Linked DNA regions of Homo sapiens: regions 1, 2, 3 and 5 are each linked to region 4. The links are chromatin contacts, found by Hi-C or POLR2A ChIA-PET in ENCODE. All regions are on one chromosome and are shown on one strand. Each heading gives the region's core, a stretch centred on a gene start or an enhancer-like site at or near the end of the contact. The rest is flanking DNA. Distances are from core to core; before and after follow the strand shown.

The links. A loop is a pair of places that touch in the nucleus more often than their neighbours do. ChIA-PET counts read pairs that join two places held with the same protein, here RNA polymerase II (POLR2A). Pooled maps may share reads with other maps.
Region 1: a pooled map shows a loop between it and region 4 (8-fold over the local background). The contact joins the promoter of TRMO here to the promoter of PTCH1 in region 4. A Hi-C loop is called at or near these places in 1 of 37 single-sample maps with no recorded cell type and 8 of 50 pooled maps. POLR2A ChIA-PET finds 5 or more read pairs at or near these places in 1 of 52 experiments (activated CD4-positive, alpha-beta T cell).
Region 2: a loop to region 4 is called in a map of naive thymus-derived CD4-positive, alpha-beta T cell, with 12 times the contacts of the local background. The contact joins the promoter of TBC1D2 here to the promoter of PTCH1 in region 4. A Hi-C loop is called at or near these places in 1 of 168 maps with a recorded cell type or tissue (naive thymus-derived CD4-positive, alpha-beta T cell) and 8 of 50 pooled maps. POLR2A ChIA-PET finds 5 or more read pairs at or near these places in 1 of 52 experiments (GM12878).
Region 3: a loop to region 4 is called in a map of gastrocnemius medialis, with 11 times the contacts of the local background. The contact joins the promoter of ANP32B here to the promoter of PTCH1 in region 4. A Hi-C loop is called at or near these places in 1 of 168 maps with a recorded cell type or tissue (gastrocnemius medialis), 3 of 37 single-sample maps with no recorded cell type and 13 of 50 pooled maps.
Region 5: a loop to region 4 is called in a pooled map, with 16 times the contacts of the local background. The contact joins the promoter of CARD19 here to the promoter of PTCH1 in region 4. A Hi-C loop is called at or near these places in 3 of 37 single-sample maps with no recorded cell type and 5 of 50 pooled maps.

Annotation. Positions count from the first base shown.
Region 1 is chr9:97,919,962-97,923,857 of GRCh38, reverse strand. TRMO (tRNA methyltransferase O) reads left to right here and starts at 1,358. Exons shown (of 5, transcript NM_016481.5): 1 at 1,358-1,440. The coding sequence starts at 1,365. RefSeq lists an enhancer at 1,306-1,755.
Region 2 is chr9:98,253,827-98,257,885 of GRCh38, reverse strand. TBC1D2 (TBC1 domain family member 2) reads left to right here and starts at 2,237. Exons shown (of 13, transcript NM_001267571.2): 1 at 2,237-2,713. The coding sequence starts at 2,345. RefSeq lists an enhancer at 1,513-2,002 and a silencer at 2,173-2,222.
Region 3 is chr9:97,980,704-97,984,666 of GRCh38, reverse strand. ANP32B (acidic nuclear phosphoprotein 32 family member B) reads right to left here and starts at 1,326. Exons shown (of 7, transcript NM_006401.3): 1 at 1,058-1,326. The coding sequence starts at 1,111. All of the region lies in intron 2 of LOC124902226 (a long non-coding RNA gene), which reads left to right. RefSeq lists silencers at 1-226, 257-306, 317-516, 587-666, 857-946 and 1 more and an enhancer at 574-1,456.
Region 4 is chr9:95,506,936-95,510,945 of GRCh38, reverse strand. PTCH1 (patched 1) reads left to right here and starts at 1,680. Exons shown (of 24, transcript NM_000264.5): 1 at 1,680-2,785. The coding sequence starts at 2,585. RefSeq lists silencers at 1-150, 2,425-2,744, 3,525-3,574 and enhancers at 1-277, 1,231-1,780, 3,366-3,999.
Region 5 is chr9:93,094,923-93,098,789 of GRCh38, reverse strand. It overlaps CARD19 (caspase recruitment domain family member 19), which reads right to left and starts at 2,573. Exons shown (of 6, transcript NM_032310.5): 1 at 2,438-2,573. The coding sequence starts at 2,444. It overlaps LOC101927993 (a long non-coding RNA gene), which reads left to right and starts at 3,280. Exons shown (of 4, transcript NR_188444.1): 1 at 3,280-3,422; 2 at 3,776-3,867. RefSeq lists enhancers at 273-342, 3,536-3,585 and silencers at 2,216-2,325, 2,346-3,095, 3,116-3,425.

The DNA of each region.
Region 1 (3,896 bases), core at 109-2,608, 2.4 Mb before region 4:
AACACACACATACACACACACGCGCGCGCGCTATATATATATAAAACAATGATTTTCAAACTTGTTTCTCCAGCTGCACAGAGCTGTCCCTCCTAAAAAAAATGGCAGCCTTTTCCAAGTTGTCCTGTAAAAATGACCTGCCAAAAGACACTATATGAATTTGATCAGTTTTATCTTATTTTTTAAACCACAATCTTTAATTATTTGGCTCCTCCTGCTGGTTATTTTCTACCAGAAATCAATGACAAATGGACAGACATGGAAACATCTTTTCATGGTTGTTAGACTTTTCAATCTGTGACTCATATGCTTTTGAATATTTTATACTGCAGATGTTAACAGATAAAAAGATAAAAGATTTTAAAATTTCTCCCAGAAAGAGAATTATATACAGAGAAACTTACTAAAGGTGAGAGACAGCATTACAAGTGGGTAAAAGATAGGCTATCATTGCAAGGACAACTGGTCATTGCATGGGATTAAATGATTCTTGTTAGCTCTTAGCTTCTCAGAGCTGTCCAGAAACGACAATAATCCCCACAATGCACATGGCATGTTGACTCTTATAATTCCATTCTCACTTCAGTTCCGGTAAGGTGTGGAGCACAAGAAACAGTTCCCACTCCTTAACCCCTAGCACATAGTAGGGCTCCTTTATAACATCCACCACACTTGAAATAAGACTTATTTGGGGTTGTTTCTGACAAAGCATAACTTATATTATGGAAAAATTTCCCACCACCCAGGGATAATTTTTTTTTTTTTTTTTTTTTTTTTTTTTTTTTTTTTTTTGATACGAGGTCTCGCTCTGTCACCCAGGCTGGAGTGCAGTGGCGCGATCACGGTTCACTGCAGCCTCAAACTCCTGGGCTCAAGCGATCCTCCCGCCTCAATCTCCTGGGTAGCTGGGACCACAGGTGCCTGAGAATTCTTAACATTTCTTAACGTCCAGTCCTTCCGCTCTGTGTTAATTACATATACACATCCCTTAAAAATTAGGGTCATACTGGACGTATAGGTTACTTAATAATGTTTCGAGAGAGACATAGTTGCGAGTTCTTCATGGAGGTGTGTTCCCTCTCAAAAAGCGCGGGAAGCCGGAGTCGCATTCTACCCTAGGAGGGCGGGCAACTGTAGCAGCTGTGTGTAAGATAAACGAGATTGGGGTCCCGGAGGGGCACACGCCCGGGATAGGGTTCGAAGCCCCATGGAGAACTCAAAGCTTCCCTCAACGCCACCCTGCGCGCGCACATTCTCCTGGGTTCGCGGGACCTCGCCGGCGAGGCCACTGCGCATGCGTCAGGCATGGAGAGCGGAAGCGGAAGGTTGAATGCGTCGGGTGGGCACCTCAGCAACCAGTAGCCATGCGCGGCTTGGAGGAGTCGGGGCCTCGGCCTACAGCGACCCCGTGCGGCTGCGTTAAGCCGGCTCTGGAGACAGGTAACTTCCAACACCGGCGGTGCCACACTCTGGAGAGGTTTAGGCCCAGGCAGCGGACTTCGTTGCCGAGAGGGGTGTAAAACGCACGATCTGGAACTGACGTGCGTCATTCTTTTACCTACGGCGAAGGCACGGGTCACGTGCTGCGGAGACCACGTGATGTGCTTTGGCGAGCGGGATGACGTCATCTGGCTTGTTCCGCTTTGTTATAAGACTTGTACTGTCTGCGTAGTCTTGGCTCAGTAGCTGGAGCAGCTACGTGCAGCGTAGGGGCTTTTCTCTTAGGGGTTTCCTTGCCATAGCGTATGGGAGATGGTGTTAGGCGGGTTAGGAATTAATAAATGCCATAGAGAGGCATCCTGCGCTGTAGGAATGAGGACAGAGAAGGGGGAAAGTTTCTGGGGGAGAAAATAGTTTTAAATTGGGCCTAGAAAGACAAGGCATGAATTTGTTTCTCTTTACTCACACGTTTTCATAGAGGAATATATTAGCTTTAGAAACTGGAAAGCAAATGGAAGAAAATTAAAATAACCTGCCAGAGAAAGCCATTGTCAATATCTTGGTGTCTACCTTCCACGCTTGTTTCTTTGCATACACACTTGGAAAGTGAGGTACTATACGACCTGTTTAGTAACGTTAAAATAATTTAAAAAAAAATCTTAACAGGGCAGTTAATGTTAATTATAACACTTTGGGCCGGGCGCAGCGGCTCATGCCTGTAATCCCAGCACTTTGGGAGGCCGAGGTGGGCGGATCACGAGGTCAGGAGATCGAGACCATCCTGGCTAACACGGTGAAACCTCGTCTCTACTAAAAAATACAAAAAAATCAGCCGGGCGTGGTGGTGGGCTCCTGTAGTCCCAGCTACTCGGGAGGCTGAGGCAGGAGAATGGCATGAACCCGGGAGGCGGGCTTGCAGTGAGCCGAGATCGCGCCACTGCACTCCGGCCTGGGCGACAGAGCGAGACTCCGTCTCAAAAAAAAAAAAAAAAAATTAACACTTTGTTTTGTTATTATTAATTTTTGTAGAGGCAAGCTCTCACCGTGTTGCCCAGGCTGGTCTCAAACTCCTGGGCTTAAGCAATCCACCTGCCTTAGCCTCCCAAAGTTTTGGGATTACAGGCATGAGCCACTGCAACCAGCCTAACGCTTTGTTTTAGATATGTGCTCTAATTTAACCAGCTTCCTGTTACTGAGCATTTAAGTTATTGCCAGTTTGCATTGTTCTAAAAGAAAGCTCTTGAAGCCGAAATGTTTGTGTACATTCTAAAGTTTGAACTTTGTTAAATTTCTTGGAAGTGCTATTACCTGGCCAAATGTGCTTATTTAAAAAAAATTGTTGCACACTGCCGATTACAGGTCTCATATTTTGACAGGAAGGAAAACGCAGAAGCCAGGGCTCAGAAGTCTACACAGTATAGGTTTGGGGAGCTAGAAGTCTAAAGTGTTGGATGGAACAGGGAGGTGGGAACCTTTGGATTCTGATTGTGAAGAAACTTGAGTACCAGGCTAAGAAATACAAAGTCTGTTAACAGTGGAGAATATGAAAAGTTTAAAGTTAAAGAGTTAGCATAACACAAGAAACTCTAGGAGTGTTGAGGATTCGTCTAGAGTATTTTGAGAAGGGGAAGAACTTGCAGTGGGGACAGAAAGCCTAAGAAGGGTAATTTAATAGTACAGGTGGAAATGAAAAGGACCTGAACTTATTTTCAGAGCAAGACGTGTAGACAATCCTGTACACAAAAAACCCCACATTGATTGCTTGCTGGCTTTTTACTTATTACACAGTTAATACAGTTGTAATGTTTAAATGAGGAAAAAGCCTGAGCAGGGACTTTAAAAAGCACTCCTTGCTGGGCACCTTCTATTTTATTGGATGCTTTCCTATTTTATTAGTACTTTTACAGCTTTCCAAAGTAGGTAGTATCCCTTGTTTTATAGATGAGAAAACGGATTCAGAGAGAGAAGCTAGTTTTTCCCATGGTCACACAGCTAGTGTAGTGGCCCTGTGTTGTTTTTATCCTTTCTCCATTCTGAAACCAGTCCTAATTCTCTCATGCTCCTTTGAGGAACCACTTCTCCCCATTTCCATGAGGTTCTTGTGCTGGTTTTTGTCATACCTGTGCTTATTTATCTCTATCCCTGCAAAGGCACCTAGCTAGAATTGTTGATTTACTTGTCTTTCTCTGTCAATGTACTGGAAACCCTTGAGGACGAGAACTGGTTCATATTTGTACCCCAAGTCCTTAGCACAGTGCTTACCAAAATGGTAGGTGTTTACTGTTCTTTTGGGTTTTTGTTGTTGTCGTTTTGAGATAGGCAAGAAGAAGAAGACCAGAATTCCCCTTGGCAAACGGTGTCAGGTCTCTGCTTCAAATAGCATTTATATTTCATAGCATTATCCCCAGGAGGGCACAGAGAATGTATAAATATGTCCCAGAAGAGTTCAGACGTAC
Region 2 (4,059 bases), core at 988-3,487, 2.7 Mb before region 4:
CTAGCTACAAAACCTAGAACAAATAAGGTATGCTGTTTGTTTTATTAAGAGGTTTTAAAAATCAGGAATGGGGCCAGGCACTGTGGCTCATGCCTGTAATCCCAGCACTTTGGGAGGCCAAGGCCGGTGGATCACAAGGTCAGGAGATCCAGACCATCCTAGCCAACATGGTGAAACCCCGTCTCAACTAAAAATACAAAAATTAGCTGGGTATGGTGACGCGTGTATGTAATCCCAGCTACTCGGGAGGCTGAGGCAGGAGAATGGGAATTGGAGAGCATGCCACTGCACTCCAGCTTGGGCGACAGAGCGAGACTCTGTATCAAAAAAAAAAAAAAAAAAAAAAATTAAAAAAAAAGAAAAGAAAAGAAACTGGCTGGGTGCGGTGGCAGGAGAATCGCTTGAATCCGGGAGGCGGAGGTCACGGTGAGCCGAGATCGCGCCATTGCACTCCAGCCTGCGCAACAAGAGCGAAACTCTGTCTCGAAAAGAAAAGAAATATTTTGTCCCACATTCTGTACTAAGAGCTTCACACATATTATTTTATTTAATTATCAAAACAACTCTAAGGGTAGACAGGTGTAGATCCAGGTTTTGTGGGGACTGGAATTAAACAGCATTAAGGGCCTTCTGATTTTTAAAAAATTACAAAATTATGAACACAAAATTAGGTATGACGATGGTTATTTAGAATGAGAAAATAAATTGTAAATTATAACAAATGAAGAGCTCTCTGGCATTTAGGAGAAATGCTCCCTGGTTGCAACTCCCCACCTGTTAGACTACAAATCCCAGCGACCCATGCAAGTGAACATAAATTTCATTAGCTTCACCGTAAAGTTGTCTGGCGGCGGGTCGGGGGTGGGTAGGAAGAAGTGTTATCTCCATTTTTAGGTTGAGCAAATCACTCAGTATTGCAGAGTGGGAATCTGAAAATTATGCAAATAGACTCTAGAGCCCTCGCCTTTACCCCCACCCTGCTTCTTGTCAATATCACTGAGTGTGCATGAGGGTCTCGTTAACGACGGCTGAGGGGGAGACGATGAAGTAAGAGGAAAGGCTGAACAAAGGGCAAGAGAAAGGCAGAAAGAAGCTCCTAAAGAAAGCTGGACGCAATTGGGCTCCGCAACCCTAATGGAGAAATGCGCCTTAGGAGGGAAGGGGAGAAGTTTAAGGGGAAACAGGTAAAATGAGGCAGAAGTTGAGCAAGTTAGTCAAACCCTAAATTCTTTTACTTATTTACAAAACAGCCTGGCGCGGTGGCTCTCGCCTGTAATTCCAGCACTTTAGGAGGCCGAGGCAGGAGAATCGCTTGAGGCCAGGAGTTCAAGACCCCCCTCTCTGCAAAAAACAATTTAAAAATTAGCCGGGTGTGGTGGTGCGCAGTTGCGGTCTCAGCTACTCGGGAGACTGAGGCGGGAGGATGGCTTGAGACCGGGAGGCGGAGACTGCAGTGAGCTCTGATCGCGCCACTGCACTCCAGCCTGGGTGACAGAGCCAGACCGTCTCTAAAAATAATAATAGCAATAACAAAATAAAAATAAATGTACTGCACCCAACTATGACCCAGGAGTGGCATGGGTTTCCGCAGCGCAGCGGCCGCGCCTGGGCGCCCCAAGCAACACAACCAGCGCTGTCAGGAGGCGAATAGGAGCCAGGACAGAGAGCTGGGGAGGCCACTGCTGTCAGGCGAGGGATAAGAAGGCCGTCCGCGGCGTCACTGACGGGGCTGAAGGAACACCAGGAGAAGAGTGGCAGACAGCTCCGGAGCCGCGCTGCCCGGGCGACGCCGGAAGATGGGCCTCCCAGCGGTCTTCCTTTCAGCCAATGGCCGCGAGATGCGCCGTCCGAGGGTGCCCCGCGCGGCACAGGGAGGGAACAAGCAGCCCATCGGGTGCAAGAAAGCACTATCTTTCTAGGTGACTATGCGAACTACCAGGGAAGTGTAGCTAGGGACAGGCTTCTCTGCCCGCGGTTAACCTAACTCAGTGCCACCACGCCTTTAACCTGAAGCCAGGGAGCACGGCTGCCCTCAGTAAAGATGGCTGACTGGCGCGGAGAAAAAGCCGGAAGCAGCTGGGCTTTGCAGGGAGCCGACTGAGCGCTGCGGGGGCGTGGCCTGGCGGTGGAGGGGCGTGGCCAGCCGCCGTAACCTGGGTTTGCGATCTTTGAGGCGCGCGCACCGCACCCGGTCCCGACTCTGTGGCTTCCTGGGGGCGGGTTCGCCGTCGGCCCCGCCCCCGCCCAGGTGTCTCCCTTTGGGAAGCTGCCCGCCGAGTCTCCGAGATTTGTCCCTGGTGGTCCCGCGGACCCCTCGTCCCTCCGCAGTCTCCGGCTGGCAGCGATGGAGGGCGCTGGGGAGAACGCCCCGGAGTCCAGCTCCTCTGCCCCTGGGTCCGAAGAGTCTGCCAGGGATCCACAGGTGCCGCCTCCGGAGGAAGAATCGGGGGACTGCGCCCGGTCCCTGGAGGCGGTCCCCAAGAAACTCTGTGGGTATTTAAGTAAGTTCGGCGGCAAAGGGCCCATCCGGGGCTGGAAATCCCGCTGGTTCTTCTACGACGAAAGGAAATGTCAGCTGTATTACTCGCGGACCGCTCAGGATGCCAATCCCTTGGACAGCATCGACCTCTCCAGTGCAGTGTTTGACTGTAAGGCGGACGCTGAGGAGGGGATCTTCGAAATCAAGACTCCCAGCCGGGTTATTACCCTGAAGGTAAATTCCTGCAACGACTTTCTCCTTTCCAGCGGCGTGAGGTCCCCTTTTCGCAGGGCAAGGCTGGGCGCGAGTGTGAGGTGGACACAGTAAATTTGGAGTGTCGGTGACGACAGTTCCAAGAACTTTGTGCTTTGCAAAGTGCATTCCCACCCATTTCCTCATTGGGTTCCCACAAGGCAGGGAAGACAGACCCATTTTACGGATCAAGAAACTGAGTCAGAGGGAGATGAAAGGACTGGCTCGAGGTCCATGCGTCTAGAGAGTAGGGTAGCTTGGAATCCCATAGTCTTTCTACCTCTCAGTGCTGAATCAAAACTTTTACTTTTGGGTGTGCCTGACAGTGCAGTTACCTTAACTTTCTTACCTGGGACCTAAGTAAGTCAAAATATGGTCTTTGCAATCCTCTCTCAAGGCCAGGATTCTGATTCCCGTTTCTTGATATTTTGGCCAAGGTCAGTGAATGCTGAGAAGAGACTGGCAGGGATTAGGAAAATAAACACTTAGGTTTCACTGATCAGCCTAGATTGTTCATCTAGGCATGCTTAAACCTGTTTTCCTATCAGCAGCAAGGGGTAGGTTTTATCATCATGTGTAACTGAGAAAGCCTAAAGCAGTAGAAAGGCCACATTCTTTGAAATCAGACGGGCTTGGATTCAAATTGTACATTTGCTACTTACTAGCTGTGTGACCCTGGACAAGTTACTTAACCTCTCAGAACCTAGGTGGTTTGTAAGCATTTGACACATCACAGGCATGTACAAATTGTTGAATTAATTGCATCACCTAGAATACAGCCTGGTACCTAGTGGAGTACTTAATAATTTTTTGTTGCATAAGCACACATGCACACACAAGGTGATGGAACCAAGGTCAGAGTGCTAATGTCAAGAGGAGGTGTCCCATAACTTAATTGGAAAGACAGATCTGGGCTAAGTGTTCTATGGGCATCAGAGAAGAATGTGCCAGGAGATAGCCTTCCCCACCCCATCCCCATCTGTCCACCCCTCCAACCCCAACTCCAGCTAAGTGGGTATCTGTGGATGCCCACGTGTTCAGTTCTCCTTTACTGACTGGACTTGGCGGGTGACCAGGCTGGGGGACTTGGTTAAAATAATGAAACTCAGGAATCCCTGGCCAGGGAAGGCATTTTCGAGGTCATGTGGTTCCCGGGTCTATGTGTCTCTTCCACAGGTTGACTGCTGTATGCAGGGTCTTCAACACATGGTCTTTATAATAGTATTCCATTGTTCCTGGCTCTGCGCTTGGCGGGGTGTGGAGCTAATGCACCCCCACCCCTGGTTCTCTGACAGCTTAAAGTCTGGTGGGAGAGACTGAGGGAGAAC
Region 3 (3,963 bases), core at 77-2,576, 2.5 Mb before region 4:
CCGCCAGCCAGCGCCGAGGGCGGGCGGGCAAGGCCAAGCTCGTGGGCCGGCTCACCAGGCGCAGGGAGACGGGCACCCGCCAACATGGCGCTGCGGCGGCCTGTGGCGCGCCCCGGCTGGCGTGAAGAGCCGCCGCCCGCCCACACGGAGGGGCCAGCCTCCCGGGGCAAGGGCAGGGGCCCCGGGCGCCGCCGCCGCGGCACAGGGGGAAGGGCGAGGCCGTCGCCACAACGGTTGGCCTTGGTCGACCCGGGCTGCCCCTGGGAGGCAGGAGTGGGCAAGGCCGAGGGCGAAGAGGGAGCGAGAGAACGGGGGAGAAAGTTTTATTTTTGGGCTTGAAAAATGGCGGGAACCACGTCCTTTTTTCAAACTTGGCCTCGGGAGGGGCGGCGGTTGCGCCACCTCCGCCGCCCTGGCCCGCCCCTCCCCCGCTCCGCGCGCCGGGCCGCGCCCGCCCAGGCCTCCAGGCGCCCGAGGGGGCTTCTCGCTCCCTTCAAAAGAAAAAAGCCCCCTCCTCGCCCCACGACTGCTGACCTCGGCCGGGCCGGCGCCCACGGCGAGCTCCGGCCACAAGAGCCCCCGTCCCGCCCCACCCGCGCCCCTTCCCCGGCCGGCCCGGGGCGCGCGGAGCCCGGCCTGGCCCAGGCGGGGATGGCCGCGCAGCTCCTCGGCAGGCCGGGCCTCCGCCCGGCCGCGCATCCCGGGAGGCTGCAAACATGGCTCCCAGCGTTACACAACCCCCGCCTCCCTCTCTCGCCGCCGGCCACTTGCACACGCGCTCCCTCAGGGGAAAGACCCCGGCGGGCGAAGCGCTCAAAGTTTGCTTTCCCCCACACCGCTGCCTCCCCCCGGCCGCCCCAGGGGCCCGCGGGCGGCAAAGAGTTAATCCTCGCGCGCTCGCTCCCCCCTCCGCGCCCGCCCGCCTTCCCCGTCCGAGCCCACGAGCTGCGCTCTTCCCCGCGCCGGGGCCGGCGAACCCTCAGCCCGGGCCCCGCAGGTGGCCACCATTACATGCAAGTCATCGGGGGAGAGGGCACCCAGAGGGGTCTCTGCTTACAGCTGCCGGGGTCCGGTTCCTCAGCTCCAGGTGGATCCTCCTCTTCATGTCCATGTTCCCCTCTTCCCCCCTCTTCAAACTTAACTTTCCGCGGCGGGGGCGGAGGGGGGAGAGGCGTCCCGGCTTGCGCAGCGAGGGCCGTCGGAAGGGTTTGCTAGCGGCGGAGGCCGGCGGCGCGGTCCTGGGTGGCGGGCGGCGTGCGGGCAGGCGAGCGGAGCCCCCGGAGCCAAGTTACTCACGGGAGCGGAGAGAAACCATGGAGGGAAAAGGGGGCTGGAGCGCAGCGCTGGGCTCACTACCGCCGCCCCCGGCCGCGGCCTGCACTGCGCTTAAACCGGCGACGCGGCGCGGCAGCTGCTCGGCTCCACTCGGCCCCGCGCGGCGCTGCTCGGCTCGGCGGCCGCGGCTGCACCAAGGCGGGGCGGGGAGACTCGCGGCGGGCGGGGCGGAGGCTGGGGAAAGGCGCAGCCCGAATAGAGGAGCGACTTCCTCCCTCTCTCCGATTGCACGTGGGGCGGCTGATGTAAGACCTTTCTCGTGGGTGGGGGGGCTTCCCCGCCCCCCGGCCCCCGCCGCGCTGAGACTCCTTCTACCTCCGGCCCCACGTCGTCGCGCCCGGAGCTGGGCTTGCGGCCCGGGCTGGGAGGTTCGCGGGAAGGGTTGGTGGGAAGCTTTGCAGTCCGGCTGCGGGGGTCCCTAAAACCCAGTCCATCCGGGGAGGCTCACGGGGGCGGCCCGACGCCCGCGGAGGCGCGAGATGTGAAGAAGCCGGGGACAGGCTTTGACGTTCACCTTTTGCCTGCCACACAGTCTGGGGCCAACAGGCCGAACCCCGCTGCCTCCTTGGCAGACTGGCGTCCGTAGTGCCGCCGAGGATCCCCCCCGTCGGGACGGAATCGCGGCCGACCGGCCCTGGCAGGGCAGCTGGGGTCGCTTGCTAAGCCACAGAGCAGCCGAGCATCCCCACCCTGTTCAGGAGAGTCTCCCTCGGTTTTCTAACATTTTAATAGGAGCTAGAGAAGGAAACGATTAGCATTTCTAATAGGGCCTCAGGGTTTCCCCGCAGACTTTTTTTTTTAATCTCATTTATTCCTTAGGGCACCCCTGTGAAGTGTGTAAATTCTTGGTGGTCTAAGTTTCGCTGAAACCTGGCAGGCAGCCTTTGTCATGGTCTGGCCCAAAGGGTCCCAGGGGTTAGAGCACCAGATCGGGATGAGTGTTGTGCTTTGCAGAACACCGGGGAATGACGTTATATTCAGCGTACAATAAGTAAATACATAATGTGTCAAATCAAATACAATCTAAGAAGATCGTACTGACAAGAAGCACCAAAAACTAAGAACAATTTGTTAAAGAAAAACTTGAAATTCTATGTATTAACATGAAGTTTTATGGAAGTTAAGAAAGTGCCCCCTTTCCTATTTTACCTAAGTTTTAGTGGCAAACAACCCAAATTTAGTTGTAAACCAATTATATATCAGCTTTTAAAATACTGAGTGAGTTAACATTTGAAGATGAAAGTTTTAGAAGGAATATGGGAAAAGAAAAACTTTCTGGTAGTAGTTCCCTGACTCCGTTTGTAGTCTCAGCAGACGTCTTTATGACAAGGGAAAATGGAGACAGATGTTCTCAGGGTTACAAAAGGTCTGTAACTAAGGTTATGAGAACCACAGGGCTATGCAATGAGGGCTTTTACCAAACAAAACAAAACAAAACAAAAAATCGGTTTCATGAGCCAACAAGCGATTATTGAGGATCTGCTTTAAGGGGCTTGATATTATTTCTCTAATTCTCAGACAACTTTCTGAAGTAGGTGATAATTTAATCATTTTACAGATGAGGAGCTCAGGAATCTTAAGCTGCACGTCCAGCAAGAAGCAGAGCTAGGATTTACACCCAGATAGGTCTGACTCCACAGCCCACCATCTTGTGCTACATCATCAGTCTGGCTAGAGTGGAGTCATAGCATGGTGGGGGGCTACTTTGGTGCTGTAGGTTGGGAACAGTTGCAGAGGGCTTTTAATACCAAACAGCATGCAAGTGTCCTCGTGCAGGAAAAGGGGGGATGGTGCTGAAGGAGTCTTAAACGTGGTAGCTCTGTGCTAGAGAGTGGTAACCTGATGGCTCCCGGAGGAGGTGGTATTAATCCTTAGCATCAGGGCAAATCTTGAGACTCTGTCCTCTCTTTATGGCCAACTGGAGGGTATGAAGGACTCTTTCCCTAGGGTACATAGCTCACAGGATAGATGTGTGTTTTATAGTATTAAGCCACAAAGTAATTAATAAACATAGCCACAATGTGCTGCAAATAGAAGGCAAAAGAGCCAAAGGAGGAGAGACTACAGACACGGCACTGTCCGTTCTTACGCAGCCGGTGCTGGCATGCACCTCTGTGAACAAAGAGCATGTGTTCCAGTGACATGCTTCTTTGTCAGGGGCTTCACTGCCAGAGGCATAAATAACACAGGCAGAGCAGGGTGTGTCTCATTGCCCTGCCAACATCTTCTACGGGACTGTCAGTCTACAGGCCTGAAGGGGCTGTTGTCACAGCGCCTGGGTTTTGAATATTGCTGCTCTTAACATCATTCTCTGCATCTGTGTGTGAGAAAGATGTAGAATATTCAATTATATCTAATCTGCAAGTATTATCATGTCCATGGATTTATGGATTTCAACAAGGGCTGAAAGGGAATAAGGAAATGTAAAAACAGTTTGTTAGACCAAACTAAGAATGAACTTCTTTTTACTTCCATTGATGTTAACGTTTGACCAGTAAGTAATAAAAATATCAAATAATGCCAGGTTTTGGCACCCCTTGAGCCTTAAAACTGCCTGTTAATCAGAATGGCTATGTATTCCAAAAAGCTCTAAAATGTCTGAGCGGAACACTCCGAGCCAGTTTGTAA
Region 4 (4,010 bases), core at 431-2,930:
TGGAGGCCCGGAGCCGGCCCGGCGCATCCGCCTCCCTACCTACTCTGCCCCGGCCGCGCGGGCGCGGGGAGTCCGGGAGCCGGGCGCGCGCGCGCACCGGGCCTCCTGGCGCGGGGTCACGTGGCCACCGGAGCTCCGCCTTCTCCCTGCTCCTCCCCCTTTCCCTCCATCTGGGTTTCTTTCTTTCCTTTCCTTTCTTTCTTCTTTTTTTTTCAATGAACATACACCGTGCGCATCTTAAAGCCACACCGCCCCATTTCACGACTTCACTAGACTTCTCGCTACTGCCAGTCCCTCTGCAGTTCAACCCCGTTTAAAAAAAAAAATAAAGTGAAGCAAATCAAGGGTTTGCGGGTCGGGTTCCTACCGCAGGGAGGAACGTAATAACTTGGAAACGTAAGAAAAACACATTCCACTTTCCGAAAACAAAAATTTTTTTAAATAAAAAGCCTAGTTGTGTAGACGTGTCTGGCTCCAGAATCCACCTCAAAGGGTCGCGTGTTTTCCCCCTCCGCGGGAAGCGAATCCCCGGGATGCCTTGGTGACACTGGACGCGGTGTCGGGACGAATCCTCGCGATCCGCGCACAGTTTGTTTTCAATGAATCCAGCATCGGGGCATTTATAATCTCCTACGTCATACTATTATTAAATATAACATGCATACCGAGTTTTGTAAAAAAAAATACTGACTATATAAACATCTGGTTAATAAAAAGGGGTGTACAAATGAACCCAAAATAATCAGGAAAACTTTACTCTCTCAAGGAAACAATTCCGTTTCTCTAAGTTGTAAAAAAAGATTCTGTTGTTTCTCTTTTACTTATGTCACATTCGAGATTCAAATAAAAACGCCTCTGCCTCTACAAGACTGCTTCGGTGTCTGGATTCCACGTTTATAGAACACTGACTCCTTCAAACCAAGACTGTGTTTTTTTTTTTTTTAAGTTGGGGGGAGAAAGCGGCTGGGGGGCAGACGGATTTTAAGAAAGATGGCTTTTCCCAACGTCCTTGCTTTCCTCTTTAACTTTCCATTCTGTTTATCTTAATGCGAGGCGTTGTTCCCTGCAAGAGCCTAAGTCTTCCCTTTAGTTATAAAAGAAAAGAGAAGAGGAAAAAAAAATCTGGCACACACTGGCGCACTATCCAGCACGCTGTCATTATTGGTGCAGGCCTGGGAATGCGAGCCGGACCTCCCAGTATTTGCTGCAGCTTGAGGCCAAGGTGCCTCTGAAAGGCTTTTCTTTGAGGAATTTCAGAAATTGTTTAAGCGCTTAAAAAAATATTACATTTCCCCCCGTGTCTACCGCGAGGCAAATGTTCGTGTGTGTGCGTGCGCGCGCGTGTGTGCGCGCAAAGGCATCCCACAAAAAGAAGACACTGTTGAAAAGAAAAGGAATAAGAGAGAAAGGAGGGGGAGCATTCCTTAATGGAAGTATTGCATGCGAGAAGGTTGGCGCTCTCAGAGGCTGCCCCGAAGCCGAGGATGCACACACTGGGTTGCCTACCTGGGTGGTCTCTCTACTTTGGTGAGCTGTTGCTAAGCAGCTAATAATAGTCATGTTTGCTGAGTAATTTCTGCCCTCCGCGAGCCAATCGCGTCGCAGAAACCCAAGCCATCTGACAGCCCCGGGGGCGGGAGCTCCAGCCTTTTTCTCTTTCGCTCGCTCTCTCCCCCTCCACCCCCTCCCCTCCCCTCCTCCTCTTCTTTCTCCAAATGGAGAGAGTTCTTTTTTTTCTTCTTCCATCTCATCTATTGAATCAAGGAGCTGCTGCGGCCGCTGCCCGCTGCACACACACAGAGCGGAGTCCCCAGGTCCCGGGAGCGAGAGAGGCGCGCTGCACGGGGACAGAATGGTCCAGCGGGTTGCCGAGGAGCACAAGAAAGCAGAGTCCGGGACCGAGCAGCCACCGCGAACCCAGCAGCCAGAGCCCGAGCAGCCCGAGCAGCAGCTCCTGGAGCCGCCACCGCCAGCAGCAGCCACCGCGGGAGCAGCGGCAGCTGCGGCTGCCCGGGCCCGGCAGCGCTGAGACCCGCCGGGCACCCTCGGACCCCGCGGCGGCGGCGGCTCTGCGCTTGCCCTCCGCGGCCGCTCGGGCGACCCGGGAGGCGCCGAGAGAGCCAGCGCGGCCGGCGGGAGCAGCGGGGATTCGCTGGCTCTTTCTGCAGTGAAGGGGTCGCGGCGCGGGGCGGGGGGCGGGTAGGGGGAGTTGGGGACCGCAAGGAGTGCCGCGGAAGCGCCCGAAGGACAGGCTCGCTCGGCGCGCCGGCTCTCGCTCTTCCGCGAACTGGATGTGGGCAGCGGCGGCCGCAGAGACCTCGGGACCCCCGCGCAATGTGGCAATGGAAGGCGCAGGGTCTGACTCCCCGGCAGCGGCCGCGGCCGCAGCGGCAGCAGCGCCCGCCGTGTGAGCAGCAGCAGCGGCTGGTCTGTCAACCGGAGCCCGAGCCCGAGCAGCCTGCGGCCAGCAGCGTCCTCGCAAGCCGAGCGCCCAGGCGCGCCAGGAGCCCGCAGCAGCGGCAGCAGCGCGCCGGGCCGCCCGGGAAGCCTCCGTCCCCGCGGCGGCGGCGGCGGCGGCGGCAACATGGCCTCGGCTGGTAACGCCGCCGAGCCCCAGGACCGCGGCGGCGGCGGCAGCGGCTGTATCGGTGCCCCGGGACGGCCGGCTGGAGGCGGGAGGCGCAGACGGACGGGGGGGCTGCGCCGTGCTGCCGCGCCGGACCGGGACTATCTGCACCGGCCCAGCTACTGCGACGCCGCCTTCGCTCTGGAGCAGATTTCCAAGGTGCATTTCAGACTCTCTCCTCCCACTTTCTCTTCCCTCCTCTAACTCTTTGGGATCGCCCCCGCCACACACAAACACACACACTCTCTTCCTCTCTCTCTCACACACACACACACACTCACTCACACCTCTCCAGGAAAAGCAGCAGACAAATGGGGATTGAAAAATTCAAACCCTCCCTCTGGTCCTGGGAGGAAAGGGCTGTCTGAGGTCCGCAGGGGGTGGAGGTGTGTGTGTGTGCGTGTGTGTGTGTGTATACACACGCCCTCCCTGGTGTGCCTTTTCCGGAGCACTGGAAAGCCGTCCACGGCGGACCACCTCAAGGGCGGCCGCGGCACTGTCCTGCCCCGTGCCCCCTGCCCTGAACTTCTTCCTCCTGCGCCCCTGCCCCTATTTGCAGCCTAAACTCCTGTACGGCTGCCACATTTCTTAACATCTTGGAGGGGGAGGCGGAGTGGAGAGAGGCGGAGAGAGGAAGGGGGGAGGGAGCCGAAATAAAGGTGGTTTCCTTTTTTGGCAGCCAGTTTTGGTTTTGTTGAGCATGAAATCTCTGCTCCCTTAAAAAATTATTCTCGGAAAAAGATATCCCCCCCGTTTTCCAGGTTTTGAGCCGCCTCTCCTTAGGGCCTGGTCGGGGGAGGAAAAGTTGTAAACAAATTGCCACCTTAAATTCGCGGTGCGAGTCTGCGGAGCTGCCGGGTTCATTGTGTTTACGAGGCTCGCTGAAATGTGTGGAATCCAGGGAAGGCGAGCACCCAGACGGGGGCCCGCCGGGGCCGCGGCCAGCGCCGGGGAAATGCCGCGCCGGGGAGCAGCCTGCGCCGGCCTGAGCCCTTCCCTTTGCACTCGGCTGTTTTTTACGTTTAACCAGAAAGGAAGGGAGAGGAGGGAAAGATCCATGTGGCTGCCCTCTTCCGATCACAAATATTGTCGTAAGTTGCAGCTGGCTGCCCCACTTCCTAATTCAGCTCACACAGCCTCTCCCCACGCTATGGAAATGCGTCGGGAGTGAACTCCGGCGGCCGCGCTCACCACGTGGATCCCCACTTACTACCATTCTCGGCGGGGGTCCAGTTGGGGGAACCCGCAATATGTTGTTCCAAAGAGCGCTCGCCCCTAGCGCCCGTCCCCGAGGGTGATGGACAGAGCAGGACTGGTTTGCTGGCTCCTGAACCTTGGGCTCCATCGCTGGGATTACGCAGCCCCTCCCTTCTCAGCTCTGGGG
Region 5 (3,867 bases), core at 1,324-3,823, 2.4 Mb after region 4:
TCCGCTGCTGCAGAGCCATGAGTCACCATGAGCCGTGAGTCAGCTGGCACAGGCCGCACGGTCCGGAGGCTGAAGCCAGGCTCTGCGGCTTGGGGGTCCTGTGCTTCCTGTGGTTGCGAGTTGTGCACACAAACAGGCAGCACTTGGAAGCCAGAAAAGGCACAAGAAGGGAAACCATCTCAGTGCCAGCTCCCGATAAACAAGTCCCTGAACTGTTTTTACAGGACAAAGGAAGATGGCTCGCTCTGGCACAGACCTGGCAAGCCTTCACCACGCCCTACATCCCCTTCCTTCTTGCCAGGCTGGCACCAGGACTATGGACCCCCATTCAAACACCCCAATATGAACCTTCTTATCAGCCCAGACTGATGCCCTCAGCCTGGCATTCAAGGCCCCGTGGGAGCTGGCCCCACCCACTCTCACCGGGCCCTCTAGGCCCACAAGACATCTCAGCCCAGGCTGAGAATACCTGTTCCTTGGTTTCCACCTGGTTAATTCATGTTCACCTTGCTGTTCTACGTGCAAAAGGCCTTCCTGAGTTCCTGTCATCCCCAACCAACTGGAGTCCAGACACTTGGGCATCAACCTCCTCTCCCGAATTTCTTCCAGGAAACCCCTTCTCTCAGTGCTCAGCCCAACTAAAACTGCTCACTCCCCGGCACAGCCCAGGGGGTAACTTGTCAAGCACCTGCCCCACGCAGACACCTCCTCAGCGTTCTGCAGGCACTGGCTCACATGCGCTGCTCACAGCGAGGGCTGGCGCAAGGCAGGACCCCAGTTGGTGCATGGAGGCAGTGAGCCTGGGACTATGGGTCTGCAGCCTCGCAGGGCTGTCCATATGACCCTCCCAGAGCTGTGCTCCATGGGCCTTGGTTCCCCATCCCAAAAACTAAGGGTTGTGAGGGAATGTCTCCAGGCCCAGTGAGTAGACATAGCAGGTAGGAAGCATACACTGGACAAGGTGAGGCCTATAGTCAGAGCCTTCAGGGACCCCTGCCTGATGTGGTTTCCCAGCTCCAGGGTCCCCTTATGCAAGGAAGCTTCCCTGACAGGCAGAAAGGGACAAAGTCCCTTTGTGCAGGAAGGCTCCTTAATGGACAGCAAGGCCTCAGGCTCTGCCAACACCCAGTCCCTGGGACAGGGCTCCCTGGAGACCAACACAGCTCTGAGTTGTGTCCCACGCATTCTGATGAACTCACTAAGGGAATTACGGAATCCCAGCCTGGGCAGGGCACAATTTAAGACTTTGTTTCCCCATCTGTACACAGACGAGATATTCCAGGTGTCCCCATCTGATCATTTTCAAACAGGAATCACCCAACACAGGGTCCAATGCACAGTAAGTGCTCAGAAATGAGAGCCACAAATAAGAAGAGTTAGAAGGGAGGACAAAGGGGAGCAGGTGGCAGCTGGGGTCTCTTGTGGCCTAGGCTGGAAGTCTCTTCTGGCCTGGTGTCCTGGAAGTCATCAGTTTCCAGCCCATGAGATCCTATTTGTGGGCAGGACCTAGGCTGAGACTCAAGAGAGCGAGCACCGAGAGAGGACTAGGGACTTCTGGGGCTACCCTGAGCCCCTGAGCCAATTCTGCTCCATGAAACAGAACAGTAAGAATGAAGTGTAGCTTCTGGGAACCCCCATACTCCCTGGCCGGGCTGCCATGGGGTCCCTTACCAGCCCATCACCCTCATGGGGCTTCTCCAACAGGGGAAGGTCCACAGGGCAGAGTCACCCTGTTTGGGATCAGGAGGATGGTGGGCAGGTCCCCAGACCAGAGAGGCCCTGGGGAGGAAGGCTGGGCTGGGGCCACTAGCGTGGAGCACAACAACCTTGGGGGGTCCAGTCGCTGTCCCCGATTCTCTTAGAACTAAACAGGGGCAAGAGCGTCGTGGACCACCGAAGGAGTCTGGGAGACTCCAAGAGTCCCACAGGAATCACATGCCGCCGAGGAACGCATCGCCTGTCCCGCGACCTCGCTGGGGTGGTTGTAAGGATGGAGCGTTGTTTCCGTGGCCAGAATCACAGCAGGACCGCTGTGAATTCTCTCCGGTGTCATTTCTACCACCTCCTACTCTTTCAGACCAAATTCCCCACCACGGGACACACACACATTGGCAGTGGCTGAGCCCAGACCGCGGCTGTGCAGCCCCACCCTGGAGCTGCCTTGTAGCCCCCGCCCTCTTCGGGCCCCGCACCTGGCCACCACCCATCATGCCCGGCACCGCCTCGGCTGGCACGGCCCCGCCGGGTAGAAGCCCCGGGACACCCACCACTTCGCGGGGGTGCACTCGCGCACCACCGACAGCTGACGGGCCAAGGTCACTCGGCCCCCGCTGCCCAGGCGCGGCCTGCAGGCGACTCGCAAGGCAGCCGGACCCCCGGGCCGGGCCACCCATCCAGGGCGCCCGCATCCCTGCCGCCCAGCCGACCCCGTGCCCACCTGTCATGGCGACGGACACAGCGCCGCCCGCAGTCCCCAGCGGTCTGCCCCGCCGCGCGTCCGCCCCTCGGTCAGCCGCCCGGTCCACCAGCTCCAGCGAACGCCGCCCGCGGGCCGTGCTCGCCCGCCCCTTTTGGCTAGGCCAGCCCCCCGGCTTTGGCTGTGTAGCCTCGGGGACTCTAAACCCCGCCCTTTGACGAGCCCCGCCCCCTACCGTTAGGCCCCGCCCCTTCCGCGCCCGCTACGGCTCCCCCAGGGCTCTAAACTCCGCCCCTCTCACTCGAGTCCCGCCCCCTTGCCGTCCTGGGATAGGCCGCTGCGAGGATCCTGGAGCCTTGCCCCTCACTCGAGCCCCGCCCCCTCCGGCGTCGGCTTCCGCCTCTCCCGGAGTTCTGAGCCCCGCCCTGCACCTGAACCCCGCCCCCTCCGACGACGGCTTCCGAGCCTCAAGGAACCCCCCACCGGGCCCCGCCCCTTACTCGAGCCCCGCCCCCCTCCGTCGTCGGCCTCCGCGCCTCCAGGGGCCCTGAGCCCCGCCCCTTCCTGCTCTGCCATGCGACTGCGGGCGTGGGCGGGCGACTGCGGGCGTGGGCGGGCGCCACCGGACTCCCGCCCCTCCCAGCGTCAGTTAAGACGCCGCGAGGGGCCCAGAGTCCCTCCCCTCGCTGGGCCCCGGTCCCGCCGGCGTCTATAACGCCGTCGCAGCGGCCTTTAACCCCGCCTCTCACTCGAGCCCTGCCCGCGTCCAAGTCCCGCCCTCAAGGCGGCCTCAGCTACGACCGCCGCGCGCCTCCCTGGAGGCGCCCGCTCCTGCCCGGAGCCCTGCCCGTCTTGGGCCCGCCCTTCCGGGCCCTGCCGCGTTGAGTGGCGGAGTCGGGATCCAGGTGGCCCGCCGGCCGGCTCAGTCCACCTCCCCGCTCCCGGCCTCGCGCCCCACCCCTTGGATGAGAAAACTGAAACTGAGAGGGGACGTGACTGATCCAACGTCATACAGAAAGTCAGGCCCTGGGGAGTACAGGGCCAGGCCTGGGGCAAAAGGCCGGTGGGCGTCCAGTACGCCACAGGGACCAGCCAAAGGAGGCAGTGCCCAGTGATGCTTTCCCAAATCCAGGGGAGAAGGACTCAACGGTGTGACCTCGCTCGGCGGGGTGGGGGGGGGACACCTTCTTGGGGGACCCCAGTCCCCCACCTTCAAAAGAAGACACTAGCTTGACAGTGTGACCCGAACTAGAGAGGTCACTTAACCTGCCTGAGCCTCAGTTTCCTGGACTGTAAAATGAGTGACCTTGGGCCAACTCCACTTCCCTCCCGCTTTCCTTCCTGCTTTCCCTCTCGTAGGCCTGGCATTTCCAGCTCCGGAGCCCGCCACAAGAAGCTCCTAGCCCCACATGATGTGAATGCACTGGGCCCCAGCCAGGAAGTGGAGACCC